Regions from separate parts of the Homo sapiens genome. Here region 2 is linked to region 1. Evidence: chromatin contacts called from ENCODE Hi-C or POLR2A ChIA-PET data. All regions are on one chromosome and are shown on one strand. The core of a region is the stretch at or near the end of the contact, and the rest is flanking DNA. Distances in the headings are between cores, read along the strand shown.

What was found. Hi-C counts contacts between places; a loop is a spot of excess contacts on that map. ChIA-PET counts read pairs that join two places held with the same protein, here RNA polymerase II (POLR2A). Pooled maps may share reads with other maps.
Region 2: a loop to region 1 is called in a pooled map, with 4 times the contacts of the local background. The contact joins the promoter of GARRE1 here to the enhancer-like site in region 1. A Hi-C loop is called at or near these places in 1 of 168 maps with a recorded cell type or tissue (CD4-positive, alpha-beta memory T cell) and 8 of 50 pooled maps. POLR2A ChIA-PET finds 5 or more read pairs at or near these places in 3 of 52 experiments (GM12878, activated naive CD4-positive, alpha-beta T cell and naive thymus-derived CD8-positive, alpha-beta T cell).

The regions. Positions count from the first base shown.
Region 1 is chr19:33,154,711-33,161,885 of GRCh38, reverse strand. It overlaps WDR88 (WD repeat domain 88), which reads right to left. Exons shown (of 11, transcript NM_173479.4): 7 at 5,344-5,531; 8 at 1,390-1,472. It overlaps LOC124904691 (a long non-coding RNA gene), which reads left to right. Exons shown (of 2, transcript XR_007067228.1): 2 at 1,231-2,115. Among named protein-coding and RNA genes, the nearest start is that of TRT-AGT1-3, 19 kb to the left of the region's middle. RefSeq lists a cis regulatory region at 545 and enhancers at 461-630, 974-1,383. Within about 2 kb of position 1,250, at least 4 of the 41 ENCODE cell types and tissues checked have a DNase peak (open chromatin) inside an H3K27ac peak, as active enhancers do.
Region 2 is chr19:34,250,573-34,257,478 of GRCh38, reverse strand. It overlaps GARRE1 (granule associated Rac and RHOG effector 1), which reads right to left and starts at 2,925. Exons shown (of 14, transcript NM_014686.5): 1 at 2,865-2,925. RefSeq lists an enhancer at 2,107-2,628.

The sequences.
Region 1 (7,175 bases), core at 1-2,500:
TCTAGAGATTCTTATGCCTCAGCCTCCCAAGTAGCTGGGACTACAGGTGGGCATGACCACACCTGGCTAATTTTTGTATTTTTAGTAGAGATGGTGTTTCACTATGTTGGCCAGGCTGGTCTCGAACTCCTGACCTCCAATGATCCTCCAGCCTCAGCCTCCCAAAGTGCTGGGATTACAGGCATGAGCCACTGTGCCTAGATGACAGAGGGACTTTAAGCACAGAGAGGTTTAACATTCCATTTTAATCCGTTTATTTGCTGTGAGGAAACTCGCTTTGTCTCCCCAAGTCCTAGGAGAAGACAGCTCAGATAGACCAGCCCCAGGGACCTGAATATGGGCTGCTCAAGGACACATGTCTACTTTGTGTCCCTGGGAACAGAAAGACCAAGAATCAGGGATGCACGCATTCACAGCCAAAGGTGACAGTGAGATCGTGAAACCAGGGAGTATGCAGAAATCCTGGGGTGTGGGGCCCCTTGGGGGAACAGGGGCACAGCATGAGGCAATTGTGGGTTCTTGCTGTGTTGGATAACACATCCCCGTATCATAGAGCCACTCTGAGTTGGGGCTCCTCTCATCCTCTCACTTGTAGCCCAGAGCATTCAGTTGACATCCCCATTTTGGAACCCCAAGCTTTCTGTGCATGCCTCACTAGGGCATGCGTCTCTCTTCAAGGTAATTTCTGTTTTTTGTTTTGTTTTGTTTTGTTAGAGACAGAATCTCAGTCTATCGCCCAGGCTGGAGTGCAGTGGCACAATCTTGGCCCAGTGCAACCTCCGCCTCCCGGGTTCAAGCGATCCTCCCACCTCAGCCTCCCAAGTAGCTGGGACTACAGGTTTGCACCACCACACCCGGCTGATTTTTGTATTTTTAGTAGAGACGGGGGTTTCACCATGTTGGCCAGGCTGGTCTCAAACTCCTGACCTCAGGTGATCCGCCCACCTCAGCCTCCCAAAGTACTGGGATTACAGGAGTGAGCCACAGTGCCCAGGCCTGCACAGTAACTTCTGCTGTTCTTAGACACTCCCACCTCAGGGTTTTTGCATCAGCTGTTCCATCTGCCTGGACTGCCCTTCTTCTTCAAGATCCCCACTTATGTAGTCCTTTCTGTTCTCAGCTCAAACACCTCCTTCTCCAGGAAGCTCTGCCCATGCAATGTGGATGGGTCCCCCGCCTCTGTCCCCATCATGTCACCCTGTTGTGGTTTCTCCATTTCACTCCTCACAGTCGGTGGTGTGTTTGCTGGCTTCCTGTCTGTCCTTCATCAGCCCACAGAGGCATCAAGGCCTGTGTCACTCACAGCTGTGTCCCCAGCAACCAGCATTGAGCACAGGAAGGACTCGGGAGGGAAGTTCAGATCCTCAATCTCATGCTGGCCACATGTACCTTCAAAGAGAGCTTCCGGTAGCCTTCTGCTACATCCCAAATAGCCACAGTCCTATCAAACCCTCCAGAAATGAGAAAAGAGCCTGCAACAGAAAATGAAAGGGTGGAGATGGGGGTCAACTTTCCAAGCCAAGTGAGCCCAAAGCCAGCTGAAGATGCCTTGGCGAGGCACCACCTCATCTCACTCTGACAACACTGAAACCCCTTCCTGGAGTGGCTCCACGACCCCAAGCCAATTACAGCTGATTCTTATCATTTACAGTAGTCATGTTCTATGACAGGGGTCCCCAGTCCCTGGGCCACAGACTGGTACCAATCCATGGCCTGTTGGGAACCAGGCCACCCAGCAGACAGTGAGTGGTAGGCAAGCAAGCCAAAGCTTCATCTGTATTTACAGCCACTCCCCATCGCTCGTATTACCACCTGAGCTCGGCCTCCTGTCAGATCAGCTGCAGCATTCGATTCTCACGGGAGCATGAACCCTATTGTGAACTGCGGATGCGAGGGATTAGGTTGTGCACTCTTTATGAGAATCTAATGCCTGATGATCTGTCACTGTCTCCCATCACCCCCAGATGGGACCATCTAGTTGCAGGAAAACAAGCTCAGGGCTCCCACTGATTCTACATGATGCTGACTTGTATAATTATTTCACTATATATTACAATGTAATAATAATAAAAATAAAGGGCACAATAAATGTAATACACTTGGGTCATCCCGAAACCATCCTCCACAGCTCCCATTTGTGGAAAAGTTGTCTTCCATGAAACCTGTCCCTGGCGCCAGAAAGGTTGGGGGCCTCTGCAGTTTTTGCAGACACTGAATTAGTGAATACTGAACCATCGCTCCTAGGGGAAATACAGGGTCAGTTTCCTGCGAGCTCTGGTCACATTCTCATCAGTTGATCAGTACGTAACTTTGTTTTATGTGTGTTTCTGTTTAAAGACACCTTATTGCATATATACTGTTGATTTGTTTACATTGAACTCACAACCAACAGCTGTAACTCATGCCTGAATGGATGCATGCATTTTCCCCATCATAGCACTCTCGCGCTTAGGAACGGCAAACAGCACTTCGGCACTGTGGTTAGGGATCATTTTATTTGTTATTTATTTATTTATTTATTTATTTATTTATTTATTTATTTATTTATTTTTAGAGATAAGGTCTTGCTCTGTCACCCAGGCTAGAGTGCAGTGATGCAATCAGCTCACAGCAGCTTCAAACTCCTGGTCTCAAGCAATCCTCCCACTTCAGTTACCAAGTAGCTGGGACTACAAGCAGGTGCCAGCACACCTGGCTAAATTTTTTTTTTTTGTTTTGGTAGAGATGGGGTCTCACTATGTTGCCCAGGCTGATCTCAAACTCCTGGGTTCAAGCAATACTCCCGCCTCAGCACCCCCCCAGCACTGAAATTAAAGCTGTGAGCCACCACACACGGCCAAGGGAGCCATTTTACACAGCAAAATCACTAACAAAAAGCAAAAGAAAGCCCAGGTGTGGTGGCTCACGTCTGTAATCCCAGCACTTTGGGAGGCTGAGGCAGGCAGATCACATGAGGACAGGAGTTCAAGACCAGCCTGGACAACATGGCGAAACCCCATCTCTACCAAAAATACAAAAATTAGCCAGGCATGGTAGTGCGCACCTGTAATCCAAGCTACTTGGAAGGCTGAAGCAGGAGAATCGCTTGAACCCAGGAGGCAGAGGTTGCAGTGAGCCAAGATCGCGCAACTGCGCTCCAGCCTGGGCAACAGAGGGAGCAAAACAAACAAACAACAACAAAAAAAAATGGTGGCACTAAATAGACCACAAAAAGGACATTTTACCACGTGGGAGGTGAAACAAGAAGGCAGAGTGTTGCCTTGTCCAACCTCAGCTGGGAGGTGACTTAGATTTTTTGCTGCTCTTCACATCTGTGAGTGACCTTGAAAGTGCCATGAATGTTGACTTTAGGTTTACAAATAAATATCAGCAAGTAGGTGACTTCACAAATACAGAATCAGGAATAATAATGATTAACTGCATGTGATTCTTTTTTTTTTCTTTCTTTTTTTCTTTTTTTGAGACAGAGTCTCACTCCGTCACCCAGGCTAGAGTGTAGGAGCGCAGTGGCACAATTTTGGCTCAACTGCATGTGATTCTGAACCCCATAAAGCCAAGGACAGAAGCTGGCAGGGTGCCTCACAGTGGGACTTAGACAAGGGGTGCTGCTGAAGAGGGAAAGTTGCCCAGAAGCACCCTAGTGCTTCTCAAGCCAGGCCCCAGTGGCATGTGTGCCAGCTGAGGCCCCCAGACACACAGAGCAAGCCCCACTTCTCACCAGGATAGGGGAGCATATGTTTGGCTCCTGAGTGTCAAGAGCACCCACTTCCCTCCCTGGAGCTGGCTAGCCGCGGTGGCTTCCTGTCACTGCCCCCATTCACCTCTATGTCCCTTTATCTGGCAACAGCTCCCAATTTCCTGTGGGGAAACACTCCTTGCCTACTCTTAGTCCCTCTGCATCAGGGGGTTCTGACCCCAACCCTAGCTCTGCAGGTGGGCAAGTCACCCAGACCTGGCCAATCAGAGGCTTTCGTTGCCCCCTAAGTGATTCATTAAGAGATGGACATGTGTCCCAAGCTGAGCCAATGGGAGTCTTCCCTGGGACTTGTTCTGGCACCATCAGACAGAAGGTCTCTTTCTCCAGGACTGCCAGGGGCCAGAACTAGGCTGAGCTGGACCACTAAAGGTCCTCTTTACCTCTTTAATTTTATATATATATATATATATATATATATATATATATATATATATATATATACATACATACACACACACACATACATACATATATACATACACACACACATATATACACATACATATATATATACACATATATATACATATATACACATATATACATATATATACACATATATACATATATATATACACATATATATACATATATATATATATACACATATATATACATATATATATATATTGAGACAGAGTCTCGCTCTGTCACCCAGGCTGGAGTGCAGTGGTGCAATCTTGGCTCACTGCAGCCTCCGCCTCCCGGGTTCAAGCGATTCTCCTGCCTGAGGCTCCCGAATAGCTGGAATTACAGGCATCCACCACCACACCTGGCTAATTTTTGTATTTTTTAGTAGAGATGGGGTTTCACCATGTTGGCCAGGCTGATCTTGAACTCCTGACCTCAGGTGATCCGCCCACCTCAGCCTCCCAAAGTGCTGGGATTACAGGCATGAGCCATTGTGCCTGGCCTTTTTTTTTTTCTTTTTAGACACAGGGTCTCACTCTGTTGCCCAGGCTGGAGTGCAGTAGCACAATCATAGCTCACTGCAGCCTCAAACTCCTGGGCTCAAGTGATCCTCCCACCTCAGCCTCTTGAAGAGCTGAGACTACAGGTGTGCACCACCACACCCAGCTAATTTTTTAATTTTTTTGTAGAGACAGGGTCTTGCTGTGTTGCCCAGGCTGGTCTTGAACTCCTGGCTTCAAGCAGTCCTCCCACCTTGGCCTCCCAAAGCATTGGGATTACAGGCATAAGGCACCTCATCCGGCCATCTTTGCCTCCTTGGGGGTAAAGGCTGATACAGAGGGAAGCTAGGTTGAAAGACAGAGTGGAAGGGTTGGGTTCCCAACAGCATTGACTCTCTTGTCCCATCCATGCCTGAAGTCAGACGTGCTCTTGGACTTTTCCATTACAGGATTAATCAATTTCTTTGGTTGCATACGCCACATTGAGCTGAGTTTCTACCACTGTAAACTGGTACCTGTGGTCTTCCCTCTTGGGTTTTTTGTTCTCGTGGGGAAGAATCCGCCCTCCCTGTCAGCATCATTGGAAATTGCCTCTCTGTCCATTTGAACGGAACATGGAGAACTCTGCCCAGCACTCCCACAGGAATGGAGGCCTTCTGCATGTTAATTACTCACTGTCTCTGGCAAAGTGACAGGAACTGACAGAACCTTCATGGCCCTGCATCAGAGTCACACAGGCTCCACAGTTTCGAAACTCCCCTGTGTGGACGTTCCATATTTTTAAGTTTTTATCCCAGGAGCTTGTACACAGGAAATGGCCACTGAAGGTAAAACAGCAGTTTGAGATTGCATTGGAATGTGCCCTGAAACACAGATGGTGGGGTGCACACATTAGCGCTTTGCTCCTGGAGGACCTGAAGACATACCTAAAGCCGGGGGTATTTTCTCCTGTGAGCTCATGGTCGGGCTGCACATGCTAGCACTTCGCCCCAAGAGGACCTGAAGACATACCTAAGTGGGGGTCAGCATCTCCTGTGAGCTCATGTTCATCATGCCTTTGATCACTGCCTACCATGGTCCAGATGTGAATTGCTCAGACTGTCACGCTGTTCCAGCATTTCTCGACTGCACCAATTTTTAGAAAAATAATAATAGAGACAGTGTTTCGCTATGTTACCCAGGCTGCTCTCAAACTCCTAGGCTCTAGTGGTCCACCTGCCTTGGCCTCCCAAAGTAGTGCTGGGATTACAGGCGTGAGCCACGGCACTGGGCCAACCACACCAAGGTGGACATTTTGAGCTGGGTCACTCAGAGTTGTGGGGGCCGTCCTGTGTTCTGTAGGAGGTGGAGCAGCATCCCTGGCCTCTCCTGGCTAGATGCCAGGAACCCCCACACCCAGTTGTGACAACAAAACATGAGTCCAGACATTGTCAAATGTCCACTGGGGCACAAATTGCCCTCATTTGGGAAGATTCTGCAGTATTCCCTTGGCGCTGGAGGGAAAAGCAGCTGGTGTCAGGAGTGATTGATTGACAGACAGCCTTTGGGGCTTGGTGCTGGGTGGCGCTTACACAGAGGCTCTCTCCTGCTCCCCATCTTTCCCCCAACAATGTCAGGCGTGGTCTCCCCCTGTTCCACCCCTCTCTTACTTACTCCTCTGCTTCTCCACCCCAACTATTCACTCTCCCTTTTTCTCACTCCTATCCTCATTTGTCTTCAGTGCTATTCAAGTATATTTCAGTGTTGTATATTTAATTAATAAAATTGTGGGTTATTTGGCTGGGTGCAGTGGCTCATGCCTATAATCCCAGCACTTTGGGAGGCCTAGGTGGAAGGATTGCTTGAGCCCAGGATTTTGACACCAGCCTGGGCAACATAGCAAGACCCCATCTCTACAAAAAATATAAAAATTAGCTGGGCATGGTGGCACATGCCTGTAGTCCCAGCTACTCTGGAGGCTGAGGCAGGAGAATCACTTGAACCCAGGAGGTGGAGGTTGCAGTGAGCCAAGATTGTGCCATTGCACTCCAGCCTGGGCAACAGTGCAAGACTCTATCTCAGAAAAAAAATGAAGTTATTCATTCCAATTTTTAAGCATCTTCTTTTTCAGAAAAATAATAATAATAAAAAGCCTGTCTGTATTTTGCCACTTTTTGTTTGTAACCCTCAATGTCTTTCTCCTGTGATTCTCACCTCCTCTTGTAAGCAGAGTTTTCTCTGAGTAGCCTGGATCATAAAATCAATCATTTGACCTGAAGAAAAGGTTGAGCAAAACAATTTTCTAGAGCTCAGATCAGAGTTTTGGAACCCATTTTGGTTCTTTGAAAGGCACAAACTGAGCAACGCCAAAGGAGAAGAAATGTCAACTTCGCAGGGCCATCCGGGATAAACCTCACCAATTCCCAGTGCCTGGTGAGCTAAGAACCATGCTGGCATATCATGGAGGTTTGACTGCAAGCTCTCCCAGCAGCCAGACACTGTCATTGAGGTTTAAACCAGAGGTATAC
Region 2 (6,906 bases), core at 1,676-4,175, 1.1 Mb before region 1:
GTGATCCCAGCTCCTAGGGAGGCTGAGGCAGAAGAATTGCTTGAACCTGGGAGGTGGAGGTTGCAGTAAGCCAAGATTGCGCCACTGCACTCCAGCCTCGGGGACAGAGGGAGACTCCGACTCAAAAAAAAAGAGAGTGGACACCCAACCCATGTGATATCCCAGCCTGCTAGCTTTCAGAAACAATTATTTCCTATAGACTTGGAAGACCCACTTGACACATGGATCCTGATGTATTAGGCTATAGGTTTTCAACAGAACAAACATTTACTAAAATTTTCACAGAATCATGTGCAATTTGCTTAAAAAAAAAAAAAAGGATGCTTAAAACATGGTCTTCCAAACATCTGGAGATAATTTTAGATTGAAAAATCTAGGCTTGCCAAGGGAATCTGAGAACTTTTCTATCTTGGTCTCCAATGCCAACCTACGTATTTGTGTGCAAAAATAGAGGAAGATTAGAATCTCAAATGCCACACTGAAAAGTTGCCACAACAAACCTGAACTCTTCATATGGAGTTTGTTATCTTGTCAGCAAGAAAGCAAATGAAACGGCAATAAACTAAACTTTTTGCTTTAAAAAGAAAAAAAAAATCTCAAACATGAAATATTCCCTGTACTTGTATTGGAAAATGATTTCTTTTTAAAACAAAATATTGTGAAGATACTGTGAAAAGAAAATACTGTGATTTTTAAAGACACTTGAAAACATCTAAGCACACACAAAATGTAAATATGAACTTTGTAAGTAGCCCTTACAAACATACACTTAGAACTTTTAGTCTAAAATATGATAAAATGATAAAGCTTACATATTATTCAATAAATCTGGAACTGACTAGCCATTTACAAAATATTTCATATTTTAAACCAAGAATGAATTTTAGGTAGACTAAAGGCAAAAAAATAAAACCATGAAACGATGAGACGCAAACATGAATTTCTTTTTTTTTTTTTTTGAGATGGAGTCTCACTCTGTTGCCCAGGCTGGAGCGCAGTGGCACGACCTCGGCTCACTGCAACCTTCGCCTCCTGGGCTCAAGCGATTCTCCTGCCTCAGCCTCCCAAGTAGCTGGGACTACAGGAGCGCGCCACCATGCTTGGCTAATGTGTTTTTTTGTATTTTTTTAGTTGAATCCGGGTTTCACCACGTTGGCCAGGCTGGTCTAGAACTCCTGACCTCAAGTGATCCGCCCGCCTCGGCCTCCCAAAGTGCTGGGATTACAGGCATGAGCCATCGCGCCAGGCTGGAATTTTTTTTTATGACAAAGAGACAGAAAAATTGTCCAAATATGTCAAAGGAAAACAAATACTATGTATTCTTAAAAATTGAACGTTACGGCCGGACACGGTGGCTCACGCCTATAATCCCAGCACTTTGGAACGCCGAGCCAGGCGGATCACCTGAGGTCAGGAGTTCGAGACCAACCTGGTCAACTGGGCGAAACCCTGTCTCTACTAAAAATACAAAAATTAGCCGGGCGTGGTGGGTGCCTGTAATCTCAGCTACTCGGGAGACTAAAGCAGGAGAATCGCTCGAACCCGGGAGGCTAAGGTTGCAGTTAATCTAGATCCCGCCACTGCACTCCAGCCTGGGTGACAGAGGGAGACTGTCTCAAAAAAAAACAAATAAAGTTACCTTTGACCCCATTTGTAAATTTATTCTAAGATAACAATCAGACCAGGTGTAATATCTCACACTTGTAATCCCAACACTTTGGAAGGCGAAGGCGTGAGGGTCGCTTGAGGCCAGAAGTTTTGAGACCAGCCTGGGCAACAGTCTCTTATTAAAAAAAAAAAAAAAAGACCATATCAAACAAATCCTTCCGGCAGAATTGTTTATCTTGTGACAAATTGGAAACTATCTCAATGCTCATCGGTGGTTAAATCACATACTGTAAAGTCCATAAAAATAACAATACCTATCTGTATTTATTGATTATCACCAAAATGTTAGCAGTGGTTGTCACTGAATGGTAGACTGGCAGATGACTGTCATTTTCTACCTTAAGACTTTTTGTGTCGTCTTGAGTGTTTTGCCAGGAAAGGAGAATTAACTGCTTTTATAATGGGGATGAGGGACCAGAACAAGGTATTTTCAAACTGGAGGCCCCCAAAGCTGAGTCTCTGGAAAATTTCTAAAAAGTCTAAACAAAATTCTTATCATGCCAACCAGGCACGCTTCTTTCCTCGCACCGCGCGGCGCAGAAAGACACACCCCTGACTCTGCGCTCGTCCCTCGGGCTCGGGTCCTCCACGCTCAGCCCCGGCCCTCCCGGTCCCCGCGGACCCTCCCCTCGGGCCCAATGCGCCAGCTGGCTCCGCAGGGCCGGAAAAGCGCGTTCCTCGGCAGCCTGGCGCCGCCGGGAAGGTGCGCGCAGCCCGCCCGGCAGCCCCGGGATGGCGTGAGGGCCGCCTCCCCGGCTAGCCCCAGCGGACCCCTGCCGCCAGCAGGCCGCCCTCCCTCCGCGGGCTTCCGGGAGCGGGTCCTGGCGCCAGCGCGACCTCCCGGGCCCCGGCGAACCGAGGGAGCGTCCCCTTTCCCCGCCTGACGGGCGCCGACCCGCCCCTGCGGTGCCGCGGCCGCCGAGTCTCCGACGCGCCCCCAGGTCCCGGGTTCGCGCCAGGAGGCCCCTCCGGGCTTCCGTCGGCCGGCCAGCGCCCGCAAAGCCCGGCGTCCTCCACAGCGGGCGGGCAAGGGGCGGGAGCCCACGGCCCCGCGCCCTGCGGCCCCGAGCGGAGCGGCGCCCCGCGGGCCCGTCTCGCCGTCTGCCCTGGCTGCGGCCCGCGGCCCCGCTGCCCACCGCCCACCGCCCGACCCCGCCCGCCAGCCCCCGCCTGCGCCCGCCGCGCCCGCTCCTCACCTGCGACGCGCCCCGGCCCCCAGCGCACCGCCTTGGACCGGCTGTGTACACCGGAAGTTACGTCTCCGGTCCGGCCCCGCCCCCGCCTCGGGCGGACGCGGGGAGGTTGCGGATCCCGCGCCTAGAGCGGACTCTCCTCTCGCATTAGAGGGGAGGGGGCGCCCCGGAGCCTCCTCTCCTGGGACCCTGGGCCCCCAAGCGGGACGGCCGGGGCGGAGGTTGAGGACTGGCGGCCAGAGCCGGAGGTCCACCCAGATCCCCCACCATGGCTTGGCCCCCGGGCGGGAGGGGTCGGGCTGCGTCCTCCTGGATTTATTACTGAAATTGACTGAAATCGATTACTGGCGTATGGAGTGTTTCCTAGATGCCAGGCCCCGACGGGCACTGCAGGAACGGGTAGTGCTCTCTCCCTCATAAGTTTATTCCTTAGTGGTAAATACACAATACCATTGTCACATATCCGGGTGATAATATAGTACCAATGGTGACAAGTGGTAGGAGGGGAAAGAGTAAGAGGGAGGGAGAGAGTACCCTGACCTAGTAAAGGAGAGTGATCCGGAATTCCCCCAGGGAAAGAGCAGGAGCTGAGGTCCTAAGGGGTAGAAGGGAGAAAAAAAAAAAAAAAAACGAGAAGGGAGGAGAACACATTACGCAGAAGCAGCAGCAAGGGTCTTCCAGTTCTGTGGGTTTTGTTTGTTTGAGACGGAGTCTTGCTCTATCGCCCAGGCTGGAGTGCAGTGACGTGATCTTGGCTCGCTGCAACCTCCACCTCCCGGGTTCAAGTGATTCTCCTGCCTCAGCCTCCCGGATAGCTGCGATTACAAGCGTGCGCCACCACGCCCGGCTAATTTTTGTGTTATTAGTAGAGACGGGATTTCCCCATGTTGGCCACGCTGGTCTCAAACTCCTGACCTCAGGTGTTCCGCCCACCTCGGCCTCCCAAAGTGCTTGAGCCACGGAGCATGGCCCAGTTTTGTGTTCCAATAATAAATCAGAGTGGTGAGAAGTTAGGTCTTACTTGACAGTGTTGCAAAACTAATGAGTTTTAAGCAAGAGGTGATTTGTCCATACTTGAGAGTGTAAAGGGGTTACTCTAGATGCAGTGTGGAGAAGGAAGGACTACGGAGGGGAGGCAAGAGTGGATATAAATGTGTACACCCATGTTCATATTAGTCAGAAGGTGGAAGCAACCCAATGTCCATCCACGGGTGAATGGGTTCACAAAATGTGGTATAAACATAACAATAGAATATTACTCAGCGTTGAAGGAGGCCGGGCGCCGTGGCTTACGCCTGTAATCCCAGCACTTTGGGAGGCCAAGGCGCGTGGATCACCTGAGGTCAGGAGTTCGAGACCAGCCTGACCAACATGATGAAACCCCGTCTCTACTAAAAATACAAAATCAGCCAGGCGTGGTGGCGCATGCCTATAATCCCAGCTACGATGCAAATAGATGAGCTTTGAAGATATTATGCCAAAAGAAACCAGTCACAAAGACAAATATCCTATGATTCCACTTACATAAGGTACCTAGAGTAGTCAAAAACATAGAGACGGGCCAGGCATGGTGGCTCATGCCTGTAATCCCAGCACTATGGGAGGCTGAGGCAGGAGGATCACCTGAGGTCAGGAGCTCCAGACCAGCCTGGCCAACATGGTGAAATCCCATCTGTACTAAAAATACAAAAAGTTAGCCAGGCGTGGTGGTGGAGGCCTATAATCCCAGCTACTTGGAAGGTCGAAGCAGGAGAACAACTTGAACCTGGGAGGCAGAGGTTGCAGTGAGCTGAGATTACGCCACTGTATTCCAGCCTTGGCGATGAAGCGAGAATCTATCTCAAAAAAAAAAAAAAAAGAGGCCGGGTGCAGTGGTTCACGCCTGTAATCCCAACACTTTGGGAGGCCGAGGTGGGCGGATCATGAGGTCAGGAGATCGAGACCATCCTGGCTAACATGGTGAAATCCCATCTGTACTAAAAATACAAAAAGTTAGCCAGGCGTGGTGGTGGAGGCCTATAATCCCAGCTACTTGGAAGGCCGAAGCAGGAGAACAACTTGAACCTGGGAGGCAGAGGTTGCAGTGAGCTGAGATTACGCCACTGTATTCCAGCCTTGGCGATGAAGCGAGAATCTATCTCAAAAAAAAAAAAAAAAGAGGCCGGGTGCAGTGGTTCACGCCTGTAATCCCAACACTTTGGGAGGCCGAGGTGGGCGGATCATGAGGTCAGGAGATCGAGACCATCCTGGCTAACATGGTGAAACCCCGTCTCTACTAAAAATACAACAAAAAATTAGCCGGGCGTGGTGGTGGACGCCTGTATTCCCAGCTACTCTGGAGGCTGAGGCAGGAGAACTGTGTGAACCCGGGAGGCAGAGCTTGCAGTGAGCCGAGATTGCGCCACTGCACTCCAGCCTGGGTGACAGAGCGAGACTCCATCTCAAAAAAAAAAAAAAAAAAGAAAGAAATGTAGAAGTTCTAATATTTTCTCCCAGTATCCCAATGGATTGCCTTCCCATACTATGGGGTACATGAACCTCCCTTTGAAAACCATTCATGGACTATGGTAGTGGCAATGGGGATGGAAAAAAAAAAGAAAGTCAAATTTGAGAAAGATTTTGGAATAAAATTGATGTAAAATCAGTGGTGAAATGGATATGGAGGGTGAGGAAGAGGTAGGAATCATGAATGTCTCCTGGGTCTCTGGGATGAGCCATTGTAGTGCTGGCACTCATTGTTTTGGGAAGCCCCGGAAGAGGACCATATTTGGGAGGGTGGAGGATGGGAAGAATGGCCCGAGTTCCAGTGTGAACATGGCATCAAAGAAGAGGCACCAATAAGGCACTTGGGGATGAGGATCTGGAGCTTAGAAGAGAGGTATGTGCTGGAGATGTCAGTGTAGATTGAGGGGATACCTTTCTTGGTGGTTGAATTTTTTTTTTGGACGGAATCTCACTCTGTCACCCAGGCTGGAGTCCAAAGGCGCAATCTCGGCTCACTGCAAGCTCCGCCTCCCGGGTTCACACCATTCTCCTGCCTCAGCCTCCTGAGTAGCTGGAACTACAGGCGCCCGCCACCACGCCCGGCTAATTTTTTTTTGTATTTTTAGTAGAGACGGTGTTTCACCATGTTAGCCAGGATGGTCTCGATCTCCTGGCCTCGTGATCCGCCCGCCTCGGCCTCCCAAAGTGCTGAGATTGCAGGTGTGAGACACTGTGCCCGGCCTCCCTCCCAGTTTTAAGCAATTCTCCTGTCTCAGCCTCCCGAGTAGCTGGAATTACAGGCACGCACCACCATGCCCAGCTAATTTGTGTATTTTTAGTAGAGACGGGGTTTCACCATGCTGGCCAGGCTGGCCTTGAATTCGTGGCCTCAAGTGATCCACCGCCTCGGCCTCCCAAAGTGCTGGGATTACAGGTGTGAGCCACTGCACCTGGCCTTGGTGGTTGCTTTTTTAAGGTAGAAGAGACTTAAACATGTTTTAAGGTCAAAGAGGAAGATCTGGTTGAAAGTGGCTGAGGATATAGGAGAGAGATGATCTGGTTCTTCTTGTGAAGGTTCTGAAAAGGCTTGAAGGAGGGGATCTAAAATGCTTGGTGGGATCGGGCCTGGTGGCTCACAGTAGTAATCCCAACACTTTGGAAGGCCAAGGTGGGCTCATTGCTTGAGCCTAGGAGTTTGAGATCAGCCTGGGCAACATAGTGAAACCCTGTCTCTACAAAAAATACAAAAATTAACTAGGCACATTGGCATACACCTGTAGTCCCAGCTACTTAGGAAGCTGGAGTGAGAGGATCACTTGAGCCCAGGGAGTTCAAAGTTGCAGTGAGCCATGATTGCACCACTGCACTCCAGCCTGGGTGACAGAGCGAGACTCTGTCTCAAAATACATAAATCCATAAATAAAATGCTTGGTGGTAGGTTTACCTTAGACTGCAGCAAAGAGTGAGGGGAGTGGGAAAGGTCTGGAAGCACAAAGGTGAGTGGACAAAAGAAACATGGTAGAATTTCCCAGTAGTACTGAGGATTCACTGCAGGTTGACA